2 separate regions of the Homo sapiens genome follow, and region 1 is linked to region 2. The links are chromatin loops, found by intact Hi-C in ENCODE. Cell type or tissue: pancreas. All regions are shown on one strand.

Evidence for each region. Peaks named below come from ENCODE experiments on the same cell type or tissue, not always from the same donor. Only the 100,000 strongest peaks of a DNase experiment are listed, where the experiment ranks them.
Region 1: it touches region 2 in a loop (4-fold over the local background); 12 of 110 quality-filtered maps call a loop at or near these places.

What each region holds. Positions count from the first base shown.
Region 1 is chr19:29,854,828-29,862,827 of GRCh38, reverse strand. No RefSeq gene overlaps it. Among named protein-coding and RNA genes, the nearest start is that of CCNE1, 47 kb to the right of the region's middle. RefSeq lists enhancers at 3,401-4,238, 4,239-5,077. In pancreas, a CTCF peak has its summit at 4,632 (motif pointing left); a DNase peak (open chromatin) is centred at 4,607; H3K27me3 peaks cover 382 bases.
Region 2 is chr19:30,647,176-30,655,175 of GRCh38, reverse strand. It overlaps a transcript of ZNF536 not described here. Among named protein-coding and RNA genes, the nearest start is that of ZNF536-AS1, 19 kb to the left of the region's middle. In pancreas, a CTCF peak has its summit at 4,969 (motif pointing right); a DNase peak (open chromatin) is centred at 3,895; H3K27ac peaks cover 2,101 bases.

The DNA of each region.
Region 1 (8,000 bases), 790 kb after region 2:
TAAGTAATTGTGCCCCAAGTCTCTCAGAGTGACTGTCCTGTATACAGTAAGGGCTTTCTTGGTGCTTTCTCCCTGTCCCCTTCAGTCCACACTATATAACTGCCTGCATAGAAATACCCTCCCACCCACTCTCTGCCACAAGGGGAAGGATAAGCAGTGATAGCCCTGGTGCTTCTCTAGACTGTGGAACACACACATTCCTCATGCTTCCTCCCCTCCTGCAGCAGTCCCACCTCCATTTCTAGCACCCAGAGGGCACCCTCTGCAGGGTGAAGTCTCCAGGGTAGAGAAGCTTCCTAGGCAGGGTGTCACTGGACTGGCCAGCTCCCCTCACTCTTCCTGTGGTCAACAGCACCACAGGAACTTTTCCTAGGGAACCACCCCTCTCTCAGTGCTCCTTCCTCCATTTCCCCCTCTGCCTGGCACGTTGCTCAGCTGAGCCAATGCATGTATTCTCCCTGTGGCCACGGTGATTTGTTCAGGAATGGGCACATAACCCAAGTCTATCCAATCAGAGCCTTTCCTGGGACCTTTGTGGGTTTTTTTGTTTTTGTTTTTTGTTTTTTGTTTTGAGATGGAGTTTCACTCTTGTTGCCCAGGCTGGAGTGCAATGGCGCGATCTCAGCTCACTGCAACCTCCGCCTCCCGGGTTCAAGCGATTCTCCTGCCTCAGACTCCCAAGTAGCTGGGATTACAGGCACCTACCACCACGCCCAGCTAATTTTGTATTTCTAGTAGAGATGGGGTTTCACCATGTTGGCCAGGCTGGTCTCGAACTCCTGATCTCAGATGATCCACACGCCTCAGCCTCCCAAAGTGCTGGGATTACAGGCGTGAGCCACCGCGCCTAGCCACCTTTGTGGTTCTATTGGGAAAAAAAACTGCCCTCTTCCACAGGGATTTCTCGCAAGGACAGTGTAAGCCTGGAGCTGCTGGGGCTACAACTGGAAGAACACTTGCAGGATAACGAAGCCAATATAATGAAAAGCAAAGCCCAGGAAGAGGTGGGGTGTGGTGAGGCATGGTGGGGGGAGAGGAAGAGGGAGAGAGAGATGGTGACGTCACCAGAGCCCCAGGATTCAGCAGTTCCAGAAGCACGCTGACCTCATCAGCAGGATAGCAGGTGTCAGAGGGACCCATCCTTCCAGGCTCAGATCCTCCCTTCATTCTGAAGAGCCGAGGACATATTCAAGGAAACCTAAACATACCTTGCTGCCAGGCGTGGTGGCTCACGCCAGTAATCTCAGTACTTTTGGAGGCCGAGGCGGGCAGATCACGAGGTCAGGAGTTTGAGAGCAGCCTGGCCAATATGGTGAAATCCTATCTCTACTAAAAATACAAAAATTAGCTGGGTGTGGTGGCGCGCACCTGTAGTCCCAGCTACTCAGGAGACTGAGGCAGGAGAATTGCTTGAACCCGGGAGGAGGAGGTTGCAGTGAGCTGAGATGGCGCCACTGCACTCCAGCCTAGACGACAGAGCAAGACTCTGTCTCCAAAAAAAAAAAAAAAACAAAAACAAAAACAAAAAAACTTACTGGTAGGAATATGAGCTATGAGCTATTAGATATTAGATTGGTGCAAAAGTAATTGTGGTTTTGGCTGAAAAGTAAATGCACAAAGATTTTGCACTAATCTAACACAAGTATTATTTACAGTTAAATAATTAAAAGTCATTTTATTTGCACATAAGCTACATGACTATAATGGTGGAGTAGGTATTGGTCAGGGCACTTTTGGATACAAGTGATAGAAAACTGATTTCCACTGGCTTAAAGACATAGGGCACTTATTGGTTCACCTGCCCTCCCATAGAAAGATCAGGGTAGGCCCATCTTCAGGAACAGCTGGATGCAGAGATTAGGACACCATGGGACCATCTCTGGGAATATAGTAAGATCCCGTCTGTATAAAAAAAATTAGCCGGGCACAGTGGTGCTTGCCTATAGTCCCAGCTACTCAGGAGGCTGAGGCAAGAGGATCACTGGAGCCCAGGAGGTTGACGCTGCGGTGAGCCATGATTGTGCCACTGCATTCCAGCCTGGGTGACAGAGCAAGTCCAGCTCAAAAAAGTCTTCCCGCCTTTAACTCCAGTTACAAAAATCCTGGAGAAGAATTCTGATTGGTCCAGACTGGGTCACATGTTCACCCCTGTTGTCAAGGCCTGAATCTGTCATCAGAGGCAGGAAGACTGGTACCACACTGCCTCCAGGGGAACCCAGCAGCCAGTCTCAATTGTGTCTACTTGGGGAGGAAAGAGAAAGAGGAGAGGAAAGGGTGGCCATGGGGGGAACTCTATCTCCAGCATAGCAAACCTGGAGTCTAATCAAACAACTGTGGTGGGGTGCGGTTGGTCACACCTGTAATCCCAGCACTTTGGGAGGCCGAGGCAGGCGGATCACTTGAGGCCAGAAGTTGGAGACCAGCCTGGGCAACATGGTGAAACCCCATCTCTACTAAAAATACAAAAATTAGCCAGGCATGGTGGTGCGCGCCTGTAATCCCAGCTACTCAGGAGGCTGAGGCAGGAGAATCGCTTGAGCCCAGGACGCAGAGGTTGCAATGGACCGAGATCGCACCACTGCAATCCAGCCTAGGCAGCAGAGAGAGACCCTGACTCAAAAACAAACAAAACAAAACAAAAGCAAACAAGCAACTTTGCCTAGGACATGAGATGCCCTGAGTCTCGGAATGTGGTATCGGATGGATGGGTACAGTGACTCACACCTGTAATCCCAGTGCTTTGGGAGACCGAGGCAGGCGGATTGCCTGAGTGCAGGAGTTTGAAACCAGCCTGGGCAAATTGAAACCAGCCTGGGCAATATAGTGAGATTTTGTCTCTGAAAAAAAAAGAATTGGGTACCAGAATGGGTATGTTTCCCACCAGGCAGGGGCACTGATAGCACTGTCAGGATGAGGATGGGGACTCGGAGGGAAGCTGGCCTGCCTTGGAATTATGCAAAGTGGAGGCTCACAGTGGCTTTGATGGTGCTTGATTAAATATTTGGCCCATTTAGTTAATTAAATATTTAAATGTTAAATACAGAATCAGATGTTATTTAGTGGACATTACTTCTCAACAGCCATGAGTCATTCAACAGCCCTCTGAATGGGGCCTCTGCAGCCTCAGCCTCCCCTCCCCTACAGGAAGGACTCCAGGAGACACCTGGGGAGTGTAATTAATTAATTACCAATTGAGGTTACACTAGGCTGTGCTGTTTCAGAACACCATGTGTTGGCCGGGGAAGGTGGCTTACCCCTGTAATCCCAGCACTTTGGGAGGCCGATGCAGGCGAATCGCCTGGGGTCAGGAGTTCGAGACCAGCCTGGCCAACATGGTGAAACCCTATCTCTACTAAAAATACAAAAATTAGCCAGGCTTGGTGGCACACATCTGTAATCTGTAATCCTAGCTACTCGGGAGGCTGAAGCAGGAGAATTGCTTGAACCCAGGACATGGAGATTGCAGTGAGCTGAGATCGCACCACTGCACTCCAGCCTGGGCAACAGAATGAGACTTATCTCAAAAAAAAAAAAAAAAAAGAATGTCACAAGTCACTCAGGGGAGCCTCTCCTGCTGGGTCCCAGGGCCAGTTCACAGGCAGGTGGAAGAGGCAAGAGCCCATTTCCTGGGTAGCAAAATCTACCTCAAACCTACATACGCGCACCTGCCGCCTCCTCTGTCTAAAACAGCCCCATGCCCCACATCTCCCCATTGCAGACTGCTTCCTTGTTTTCAGGCCATGTCCCCTCCCCTCGACCTGCCATCTTCCCAGGGGTGTTGGGGGCTCCCTGGCAGCCACAAGGGAACATGCCGCCCCTGTGTGGGGAAGGGCTCCCTGCAAATGGCCAAAGTGTGGTGACCTTCAGCTCCTTTTTGTTTAGTGCTCCGGGACCCTGGGAGGCTCCCTTCCCCACCAAAGCCCCGGGAGCTCAGGAGGGTGGGGTTCCTGGACAGCTTCTCCTGAGGACTGCAAGGTAGGTCGGCTGCCTGCCGAGCCTCGGGCCCGAGGACTTGCAGCTCTTTCCTGGCCAGCACGGTAGGAGGCCCAGGTGTGTGAGTGACAGCGGGTGAGGGGCGATGAGAGGCTAGGCAGTTTGCAGCCATGGCGATCCTTCCGGAGGCCAACTCTGATGGGTTAGAATGGGCTGAGGGCTCCTTACTGCCCTCAAGATAATGTCTAGACTCGGGCTGCCCTGGTCCTGCTGCTCCCAGAGTGCCAAGCATTACCTGGCCTCCCTAGTCCCTCTCCCAAGCCCAACAGTCTGCATTCTAGCCACATCAGCCTCCTGCCAGTTCCTGAAAGCACAGGGTCTGGATTCTCTGGATTTGGGCATATTCCGTTCCCTCTGCCTGAAATCCTTTATTGTCCTGCAGGTCTCACTTAAGATGTCAGCTCCTCCAGGAAGCCCACCTTCCTTTAGCATGGAGCCAAGGATGGGAAGGGGTAGGCAGGCAGTCCCAGGCAGGGGCAGCTGGATGGCCACTAGGCTGCCTCATCCAGCTTCTCAGAATGGCCCAGGGCCTGGAAGCCAGGAGCTCTCTCCAGCCACCTGGGACTCTGTGGTATGTGGACTGGGGGGACGGGCACCCCGGGGGTGGAGGAAGGAGGGTGGCCAGGTGGAAGGCTCAGAACTGCCACCTGCTGGCCACTGAGAGGCGTGGCCTGGAGAGCTCTGAAAGCCGCCGACCTGAGGGATCTCCCAGCCTCTCCCCATTCCCACCTGGACTTCCTGCTGCGCATGGGAAAGGGAAGCCTGGCCACTCCAAAGTTGCCGAAATATTCTTTGACGAGTCAGAAAAAAAATGCCAAAACAAGGTTACAAAAACCATAGCTGGCTGGGCGCGGTAACTCACACCTGTAATTCCGGCACTTTGGGAGGTCGAGGCAGGAGAATCACTTGAGCACTGGAGATCAAAACCATCCTGAGCAACATAGAGAGATCCCTATCTCTACAAATAATTTAAAAATTAGCCAGGGCCAGGCACAGTGGCTCAGGCCGGAACAGTGGTTCACACCTGTAATCCCAGCACTTTGGGAGGCCGAGGCAGGCAGATCACTTGAGGCCAGGAGTTTGACACCAGCCTGGCCAACATGGTGAAACCCTGTCTCTACTAAAAATACAAAAATTAGCTGGGTGTGGTGCATGCCTGTAATCCCAGCTACTCGGGAGACTGAGGCACGATAATTGCTTGAACCACGGAGTCGTAGGTTGCAGTGAGCCGAGATCATGCCACTGCACTCTAGCCTGGGCAACAGAGCAACACTCTGTCTCAAAAAAAAAAAAAATCAGCCTGGCATTGTGGTGCACACCTGTGGTCATGACCACTCAGGAGGCAGAGGTGGGAGGATTGCTTGGGCTCAGGAGGTTAAGGCTGCAGTGAGCTATGATTGCACCACTGCACTCTAACCTGGGTGACAGAGCAAGACCCTGTGTCAAACACAAAAACAAAATACAAAAGAAAACAAAAATAACCGTAGCCTATTTAAAACGAGCAATTTAATGCTTTTTACACCAAAATATATACAACATAATGCAATTACGTTTTTTACAAGATAACTGGAGTTTTTAACCTATAAAAATACTTGGTCGTGGAGCACCACAGGTGCTCTGGGAAGGAGTCACACCACTAAAGTTGTTAAGTAAGCTTAACAGCTTAACAAGGGCATGGTGGCTCATGCCTGTAATCTCAGCACTTTGGGAGGCCAAGGCGGGTGGATCACTTGAGGTCAGGAGTTTGGAACCAGCCTGGCCAACATAGTGAAACCCCGTCTCTACTAAAAATACAAAAAATTAGCTGGGCGTGGTGGCGGGCGCCTGTAATACAAGCTATTCGGGAGGCTGAGGCAGGAATCACTTGAACCTGGGAGGCAGAGGTTGCAGTGAGCCGAGATTGAGCCATTGCACTCCAGCCTGGGCGACAAGAGCAAAACTCCATCTCAAAGAAAAGTAGATAAATAAATAAATAATAAAGTTGTTGAATGGATGTGAGCCTCTCTCCCTCCCCTCTCTGACTCTGTGTAACCTCATTTGGAGAGGATAGTTCCTTTGGGACCCTGAGGCCTGGATCAAGTGGCCCACATGCTCCTTGTATGGATAAGGAAACTGAGGCCTGGAGCAGGGAAGAGGCTAGCCCAAATGGGGCCTTGCAAACCAGGCTGTCCCCTCTCCCTGCAGTTCCTTCCCTCCAGGCTCTGAGGAGCTCTGCACCCTTCTCTGAGCCACCAGCTCTGGCAGGAGCCTGGCCTCCCAGGCTTCAGGGACCGGCCACGGGGCCCCCTCCCTGAGCCGCCCCTTCATCCAGCATCCTCTGCCTGACTTCCCTGCCCTTTATAAATATGCATTGGGCCAGAGAGATAGGGGGCCTCTTTTTGAGGAAAAATTAACCACAATGACAAACTTAGATATTCATGCAAACCATCAGCCTGTTAGACTGATTATGCAGAATGCAAACTGTGAGTATCTGAGTGACTGAGCGGGCTCATCAAAGGCGCCGTCAGGCAGCAGGGGTGCTCCCGGCCTAGCCCACCTTCCCACCGCCTTTGTACTCTCTGCTCAGCCCCGGTGCAGGCCACCGGGCTACTTCCCTCACACAGCACCCGTTTCTGACGCAGGGACCCCTCCACGCTCTATTTTAAAGGATTAATTAACGTTGTAAGATTGGCAGGGAGAGCTCCACCTGGCTATCTGCTGCATGAAAGCATCCGCTCACTAGAGTATTTTAAGCTCACAGTGCAGACCATATGGTATTTCAGAGAACACAAGTTGAAAGTACAGTACATATTTATTCCTTCCACAGAGAGCATTAGAGGGGTTTAAGTATTTTATGAAAGCCTGTATGTGCGGGCATGTGTGTGTGCACGTGCGCGCGCGTGTGTGCATGTGTATGAAGCCAGCAGAAATATACTCCACTCAGAGAAAAAATAAATTACACAGATTTATTTTCATCTCTCTGCCAACCCACCCCATAGCAACAGTGAAAACTTGGTCTATGTAAACTCGAGAAAACAAGAAATATTTTATCAAGTCGTCTCAACTCATGGCTATTGCCAATTCCCCTCTTTCTGGAAACACAAGCAGTCTCCTCATGTCAGTTTTGCAGGCAGAGGGGAGGGAGTGGGGGGCAGGTGTCAGATGAGAGGGGTCAGGCCACGTGGGAAGCCCCAGGCCTGCTTCCCAGGCAGGAAGTGCAGACCCTGTGCCATCGGCTTGGGAAAGGCCCTTCCTCTTTCTAAGCTCAGTTCCCTGTCTGGAACAACATGATCTCTTGGGATAAAATAACTAGATACAAAAGGTAAAGGAAGTGCCTGGCACAGGGCAAGCAACACTCGTGAATCCTGGATCCGGAACTTTGAGAAAAACTTATGTTGTGGAAGTCTGTTGATTTCATCCTCCCAGCATGCATCTCCCTTATCTTGGTAACAGTCCCGCCCTCATCCTTGGGGAAGCCCCCTTCTGTCCAGGTGATTGGGATGGAGTTACCTCTGGCCCTGACTTTAGGGGTGGCCATGACCAGGGCTGGCCAATCAGGGCCCTTCATCTCCCCAGCCTCCGGGACTGGCTCAGGGATGGTCACATGACCGAAGACAGATTAATGAGGCTCAGCCCTGAGACTTTTGCTGGAATTCCTGGGAAAGAGGCTGTCTTTCTCCCAGCAGCCTTGCTAGGCTGGGACCTTAGAGCTTACTGCTAAGCTAGACTTGGGAAAAAAAAAAAACTAGTGATAGAAGAATCTAGGGTAGATGTAGATTCTGTCTAATGGACAACTCCCCTCTCCTAAGCAGGGACAGGAACTGAAGTTCTAAAAAGAAATAAAAATATTAAAGGAAGAAATAAGGTAGAGTAAGGGAAGCTGATCAGGTTCAGCTGCCCAAGGGCCTGACTGTCCTCTCCTGAAAAAGCCACAGGTCTGATCGAATCTGGACAGGAAAGAGCTCTGGGGAATGTCTGGCTGCCCCACCCTTCAACAGCTCCGGCTCTGCCCCAAAACTCCTCTGACA
Region 2 (8,000 bases):
AGAAATTTTAACTCATGTGAGATTTATTTAACCAGCAGCCAAATGCTGAGAGCTGTCAATCTGAGTGTCCTGTGAGTCCTCCTAACTCCCTAGATGTACCCAGTACTAAAGTCCCTAAGAACAGAGTGCTTCGTTGTAGGAGCACAGCCAGGTGCCTCAGGCCACTCCTCACTTGTTCACTGTGCAGGTGACAGCTTGAGAAATTTGGCAGCAGAAGATCCTGCCTTTAACCAGCATTCAGAAATAAAAATTTCTGAAAAGTTAGCCCTGAATGCTGCTTGGGGATAAAGAAAGTCAACGCTGTAAGCACGGTGGCTTTGCCCAGCATGGGGGGGTGTGTGGGGGGTGGGTGGCAGACACAGCTGAAGTGTAGAGCTCAGCAGAGCCTGGCTCAAGCCCAGCCCTCAAATTTACCTAAGCCACCAGCCTTCCAGGGCACTGGGTTCCTGGTCTTCATGGAGAAAAAAAACAAGCCTCAGTCAGTGCCCCAGTAGCACTGAGACCCATTACAGCAACAATCGCCCGGTTAAAAGAACTAAAGACCTAGATAGCCACCGCCCAGGGAAGCAGAAAGGTCTTTTTGGTTTCACCTTTATTTCATCACTCAACCAGGTGCAGTCATGGAGAAATCTTTGAATACAAGCATTCCACAGTTCTTTCGCTTTAGGAACCACGAATGTTGACTTAGGCTGTGTTTTGCCACATCTGACTCCAATGCAACCCACCAGTTTCCAGGAGAGACTGGGGATGGGGTGAATAAGGGGGGTGGTGAGGGGTGAATAAGGGGGGTGGTGAGGAGTGAAGAGGGCCAAGTGGGAAGATGATCAGATGATTTCATGCACTAATGAACATTCCAGATTTTGTGATGATCCCCAATACTGCCCACCTAGGAACTGGGTGATTACTATGCCGGGCGGTCACACCTGTTGGATGTACCTAGGTGAAGGTCAGGCTCCCTCCCCACTGGGCCCCACGCAGCCTGGGCACCAGCCCTTGGCTCACACCTGCTGCCAGGTAGCAGCCAGGGAGACTTCTTATGCAGCCCGCTTGTTTCAAAGGAGCGTCGGCGACAGGGAGGGGAGGATCTCAAGACCTTTAATTAGCTGGGAATTGCACCCTCTCTAGTGGCTTGCTTGTGAGAACTAGAGAGCTAAGGAACAGCTCCTCAAAGAGGAAGATGGCACTTGCCAGAAGGCAGAGCTAAAGCACGCAGGTGAGTCCTGGGTTCTGATGGGGCAAGAGTTCTCCATTCCAGCAAACTCCAGACAAGAGCCAGCAGCAGGGGGGCACGCAGCCTCCACCATTGCACATGCCCTGTGTGTGCCAGGGAAGTGACCCTCTTTTCCTGGGGTCTAACTTCCCTGTCTGCAAACTCTTGTGTTATGAGCAAGGCAGGCTGGGCGGGACCCCTTGGCGGAGAAGGGAAGAGCCACACCTCCCTAAGGAAGTGACTCCCACCTCTCTTCCATCACCTGCTCCTAAGGGAGCGGCTCCCACCTCTCTTCCGTCCCCTGCTCCTAAGGGAGTGGCTCCCACCTCTCTTCCATCCTCTGCTCCTAAGGGAGCGGATCCCACCTCTCTTCTATCTCTTGTCCCAGACATTCTAGTTTTTCAAGAGAACCTGAAAGCCTGGATTTGTAAATTTAAAAAATCTTTCATTTTTAAACTGTGTGCAACCAATTGAAAGCAAAAGTGTAATATCGGACAAGTCAAACAAAACCCAACTGTGAGCTGGCTCCAGCCATCAGGCCACTCTTCAAGTTTCATTGCACTCATAGGCCTCTCAGAGGGCCCCACCTAACCTTCCATGCCCTGTGTCTGCTTGTCTCCCCGAAAGCAGATGTGCAGTGAGAAGACAGATGCTACACCCAGATCTAATGTGTGGTCTCTGGATCAGCAGCACAGCCATGACCCTGGAGCTGAAGGGCAGGATAGAGGGTCCTCCCCAGAACTACTGAGTCAGAATCTGCATCATAGCAAGATCCATGGGGATCTGGTTGCACATGAGACTTTGAGAAACACTTGTCTAAAAACAAGTAAGATAAAAGAGTCAAGCATGGTGAAACCCTCTCTCCTCTCCAGGACTTGGAAATGCCCAGATAACGGCACCTTCCCTCATGTTTAATCTTTTCCACCCAACCTTACTAGGCTAGAAATAGCCGCCATTCGGTCCTGGGAGGATCCTGGATTCTGACGGGGCATCGAGAGTGGATGCAGCACTGTCACTGGGTTCCCCGCCTTGGTGTTACAGCTTCCACTGCCCACACGGGGAGTAAGAAGTGGGTTTCCAGAATAATCCCTCTCTGGCTTCCATCGCTGCAGGAGACTTTACAGCCACCAGGGATGACCCCAAGCCCACGCCCCAGGTGAAGGTCAAGCAACCGGAACAATGCCACTCAGCTCAGATCACTAGGACAGGAAGCCCAGGAAAATTCCCTTCGGAGATCAGCCTTCTACGAAACTAGAAGTTGCATGCTACTGACTCCAGACCCAGGAGAGGCAGACACAGCACACACAGTAAAGGGGGAAAAGTTTCCTGGTGAGTCCTACAGAATGACGGGGCTCATTCACTCCTTAGAAAAGCACCTCTCTGCATCCATGGGGGCCTCAGGATGACGGTGGAAATGCCTGCTGCCATCTCAGCTTTACTTGCGTGACTCTCCCCAGATCCCCAGGCCTCGTCAGCAGAGACACATCTATCGATAATTACAGAATACACAGCTTTGGGGGGCATTTCCCTTCCATTCACGACATTTAGTGGTGTCAGTCTGAGCATAAATACAATTAGATTTGAGAGTTCTATTACAAAAGCCAATAAAGCGGGCCTCAGTAGAGATTCTAAAATTACTTAACTTTTCTTTAGAAAAATATTAAAACAGTATTATCACATCAATGAGAAGAAAAGACAGCAAGATAATAAAGTTATGTTAAACCTCCCTGTATTTACTCATGTGTGAAACAGTTATGTCTGGTCACATAATTGCAATGGTTCTGAGAAATATTTCATATTTTATAATGAACATTAAAAGAGTTTGTGGATCATTACTTTATATGAGTTCCAAAGTTATTACATAAAACCCAATAGGAATGGTTATAAATTATCAGATCCTCTGGCCTGGCCTTGGTAAACATAACATGAAGACTGAGACATTTCAGCAGACAAGATTCATGAGAAGAGGTAAAAATTCTTCCTGCATTTTAAGGAGAAAAGAAGACCAGAGTACTTGTAACCAGCTCTTAGCATTTTTGTTTCTGTTTCAAAGAAATTCTATTGAACCACTTGCTTAAGCCACACACACACAAAGCTTCTGTTAGAACAAAAGAGTAGTTCCTTTAGACACTGCCCTCATCGCCTCATTTTTCATTATCCTATCTGTGGCCTTAAGGTCACTGCCAAATTCTTGAATTTTTCAACACAGTGTGGGTTTAAAATGCTGTACTTAGCAGGCTCATACGATACCCAACAATTCTTTATTTTCAAAAGGAGATCCTCTCTTTGAAATCTGAAAATATGGCATCTTTACAGAAATTGGAGAGTTGATAACATTCTGAGGAAGTTTTCTTTTGGGGTCTGCAGAATAGGTTTGCAGACAGAATTTTAATTACAAACTATCATTTGTGAACCACGGTTAAGCATGAAATGGATGCTATTCAATTTCCTCGTGCTTATTCTCTTTTTTAAAAATAAATCACAGCATTATATTTTGTTCTGAAAAATCACACCTGGAGCTTCCCTTCCTCCCTCCCCCTTGCTTTCTGCACGGTGAAAGAGTTAAGTATGGGAAGAATAGCAGCTGGGTAAACAAAGTTAAGGACCAGAGAAGTAACGTCAAATCTTCTTGTCAGCATCCAAGAGGCACAGTGCCCAACTGGGGCGCTTTCTGATGAAACACACAGGCAACATTTGCTACCTGGTTCTAGGAAATACAGGCACCTCCCTCGCCTTTGTCCAAAGCAGCCCCGCTTCCGGTACCTGTGGAGTGAAGGTGGGCGCCCGCCCTCCAGGACCCCACCTAACCCCTCTGAGGCTCCCCTACCTGCCAACTCCCAACCTTATCCCGGGTTCTCCCCTTTATGTGGCGCAGCTGTTGGTGAGGCTTTCTCAGCAAACAGATGTCTTTTGGAGAATTTAAAGCTCTGAGTTGGAGGCCAGATTCTGACTGTACTTTGAATTATGTCTGCCTCGATCATTATGCAGTCATTCACATATATTTTAGACATCAATATTGTCTTGAAATATTCTCGAGTTCTCAATGCTATTTATATGCTTCCATTCTCTCCTTTGCTTCTGCTCTGACAGTATGCTCCAACGTCCCAGCGTCACTGACGACTTGCAGATCATTTTAACACATATTTTCATTGGTGAGGGCTTTGCCATTTCATTTAACATGATTTCTCGCTAAATTGAGCAGAGATTGACATTCTTGGGACAACAACCAACCTTGGTCATCTGTTTGGATGGAGGATTTACCCAGTTCAGTATTTTTTAAGATGAAACAGTGTCATGTGTTGCCTCTTTCTACGGACAGCAAGTTTTTACCAATGACAAAAGAAAGATTCTAAGGATGCCAATTTACAATGTGGGAGGAAAAAAAATCTCTCCTTGCTTATTTACAGAAATGCTCATCGGCTAACATATGAGATTCTGATATAATGTAAGCCCATAGGTAAAAGAAAAAGCAAACTCAAACTGTGAAAACAAAGCAAAACAAAACAAAAACAGATATTTTCAGGACTTAAAGAGTAACAAGAAAAGGAGAGAAATCTTTGGGGCTCTTTCAGCACATTTAGTTCTAGGCCAAGTTTAGGAAAACCGTCATGGCCCCTCAGAGCTTCATATGGTCACCAAGAGAGCCAATCTGATTCAATGACTACTCTTACTTTCAAACGGGGTCAGGGCTCTCACCACCACCACTCATCTATTGATCATTTTGTCCTTGTTTGCAGATCATCCCTTTGAAGTATTTTCGCAATGGCCTCTAGGTGCCGCTAACACTGCATAGCTTCAGCCTTTCTGCACAATGAAAACATTAATTTGCTATGAGATAATTTTTGACGTAAATGTAAAATGGTGCCCATTCGAACTCAGTAATGAAGCATGGTGCATTTCTGCAGCTCCTAATTTGACTAGTTAAATGACTCCATTACGTGTCTAACAGACAGAAGCAAATAATTTCTGGTCAGTTGATGTTCACTTACCCGTATCATTTTGCCCTGAAAATAAAGTCTCTAATCTACAATTCCTTTGTCTTAGTTTTTTTTTTTAGTTAAGATTATCAAAGCAAATATACTTAAATATTTCAGATTAAACCAGTATAAACTAACAATTAAAACGTCAGACAGGATAGGCAAATCAAATATGTGTAATTGGAGAGGTGGAAAACCAGTCAGCCCCCTTCTAAATTAATTACTCCAACTTTGCCCCTGTCACTAGGTCCTAGGGGTTAGGATGACTCTCGGGCTTCAAAAGAACAAGTGTGTATCTTTCAAGTCTATTGTTTTCCTGTGACCCCAAAGGGGCTACTGGCTGTTCCTGTGTCTTTTTCACTTTGCCACATAACTTTGAGGATGTTTGGAAAATCAGTAGCAGGATGCATCTCACAATAGCAAAAAAAAAAAAAAAAAAGGAAAATGCTGCTTTAATAAATATCAAGTGATGAATAATTTTGCCCAAAGGGGAAAAAATGGTTAATATTGAATCTTAATGTTCCTCATCTAAATGCTTTTTTCTTCCTGCTAAAAACAAGTTTAGAATTAAAGCGTATCAGTTTACACATATTGCATGCATATTAGTGAGACACAGCTGTGTATGTCCCCCTGTTAAGAGCCATATGATTAAGTTATGGGATATCATATAATCCAAACGCTGTTTCTACTGGTCACCTTTCACAGACAAAAGCTTTTTAGTTTTAGGTCTATTAAATGACAGAATGTCCGATTCTGGAAATGTGCAAGCAATTATTATGAAGCACCTGTGACTCTCACTTTTTGCTCACCAAGTCCATCTATAAATTGCTTCTGGAACATTGCTCAGAGGCTGACAGAGGACTGTCCTCCCTGTCTGGGGCAGCTGTCGGGCATACAGTGAGGTGGCTCAAGACCCAGGGTTGATCCTGGTTAACTATGGAATCAGGACCCCAGCCGTCCTACCCCATCGCCCTGAAGTGAAGAGACTATAGACTCTTTCAGTGAAGAAACAGTGGTCGGAGAAACAGTGAAGAAGAACCCCCTAAAGTTCAGAGGGAACCCTGGGCCCACCCGTTTATCATCAGCACTTCCGGATGATATTTCGAACTAGGTCTGCACCAGAAAATCAGTTTTCAAAAACATGTGAACTAAAAGAACCAGTTTAAATGATCTTTATTTTTCCCCAAAGTAACATGCTATTTGACCCAATTAAAAACACTTTTTAAAAACTGACTGGAGTGTGTCTATTGACTACCTTTATTGAGCTTTTAAAATTTCAAATCCTTGTTTGTGGGCAAATTTCACGCACTTCTATGTTAGGGATGAGGGACGGGGAACAGCACAGGCTGCTTGCCTTTTGATGTGAAACAATGTGAAAAGGACTATTTATGACTCATACTCTGTGGAAACGTTGGCTGATGCTGTTTCTGCCACTTGATCCGGGGAAGTTGCTGTCCTGCAGAAGGCCAGTAGCTGGTGCTGGAGGGGTGGGGGCTCACACCTCTGCTGCCCCTGCCCAGGGGTCCTGAGATAGCCATCGGGGCCAGGCTCCTTGGTGTGATGTAGGTCGAGCGCCTGTGGGTTTGCAGAAAGGATTTGGCCTTTTGATTTGGTGTAGAATTTACAACCTGAGAGTGATGTCTCAGCACGCAGATCTGGGTTGTACTGGAAAAGGAAATGAGGTCAAGCTGAGAGGAACAGTGCTATCTGAGGAGGCTTCCACGCGGCCGCAGGTTGGGGACTCGGAACCGCTTCTTGTGGGCCCAGCCCCTTGACAGGGCACCTGCAGCTAAGAGCATCTGAAAGCCCGTGGGTGTGCACCTTCTGCATGGAGCAGCCCTTTTTAGTCTGTGTTCTGGGAACACAGGCAGAAAAGGAAGGAAATTCCATCTGAGGATGAGCCCACAGTACAGCCTGAAGGGGAGCGAGCCATAGGAGAACCGATGCATCCCTCAGGTGTGAGGAAAATTGGAGGCACTGAGCAGAAGAAAAGTGAAGGCAAGCTTCCTGGCTGAAGCTGACTTCATATGAGAGATTTCCAAAGCGACACGTGGGAAACTTCACAACTCCCTAAAACCCGGAGATGGGGCCAGGTCCCTCTTGTACCGGTTGTCAGGGAAGCCTCAAGACTTCATGCTGCTTGCTGTAGGACAGCTGGGGGCATCCAAAACAGTTTCGCTAGCAAAGGGTCAGCACTCCCTGCCCCAGATTAAAAGTTGGTGATGCTATCAACCCTTTGGAAAGGAAATACCACTTCCAAATTGGGGTCTTAGCAAGGAGGTGCTGGAACTGGGTTTATAATGCTCTTTTAAAAAACACAAGGAGGCATACATAGAACATAGTTGATTGGAAGGAGGGATGACAACTTCTAGAGAAAATGAAAAATAAATTATTTGCTTTCATGTCCATAAAGGGAAGACGAAAGCAGATGCCAGCAACAGACAAGCATTTCCCAGGGAGAGGAAAATATTTCTGAAGGAAATCAGCCTAGTAGCAGAACAGGTGAGAAAGAAATTAGAGTGTCTAAGGACTGATAACTCCGGGAGCAGATGGGAACCATCTTAGAATTTGTGCAAGAAGAGGCAAGGAAACAGGGGAACGGTTAGCAAATACCTTTTAAAAACACCCAGGGAAACGGGAGAAGCACCAGTGGCCAAGAGCCCTTATGCAACACCTATATTTAATAACGACTCAAAGGGAGATCAAAGAAATTAAACACCAGTAAGCTTGACTTGAGCAGTGGGGAAGATATTGGAAACACTAATCAGGGACAAAATAGGGAAAGTTATGATTTAATTAAAGATATTCAGCAT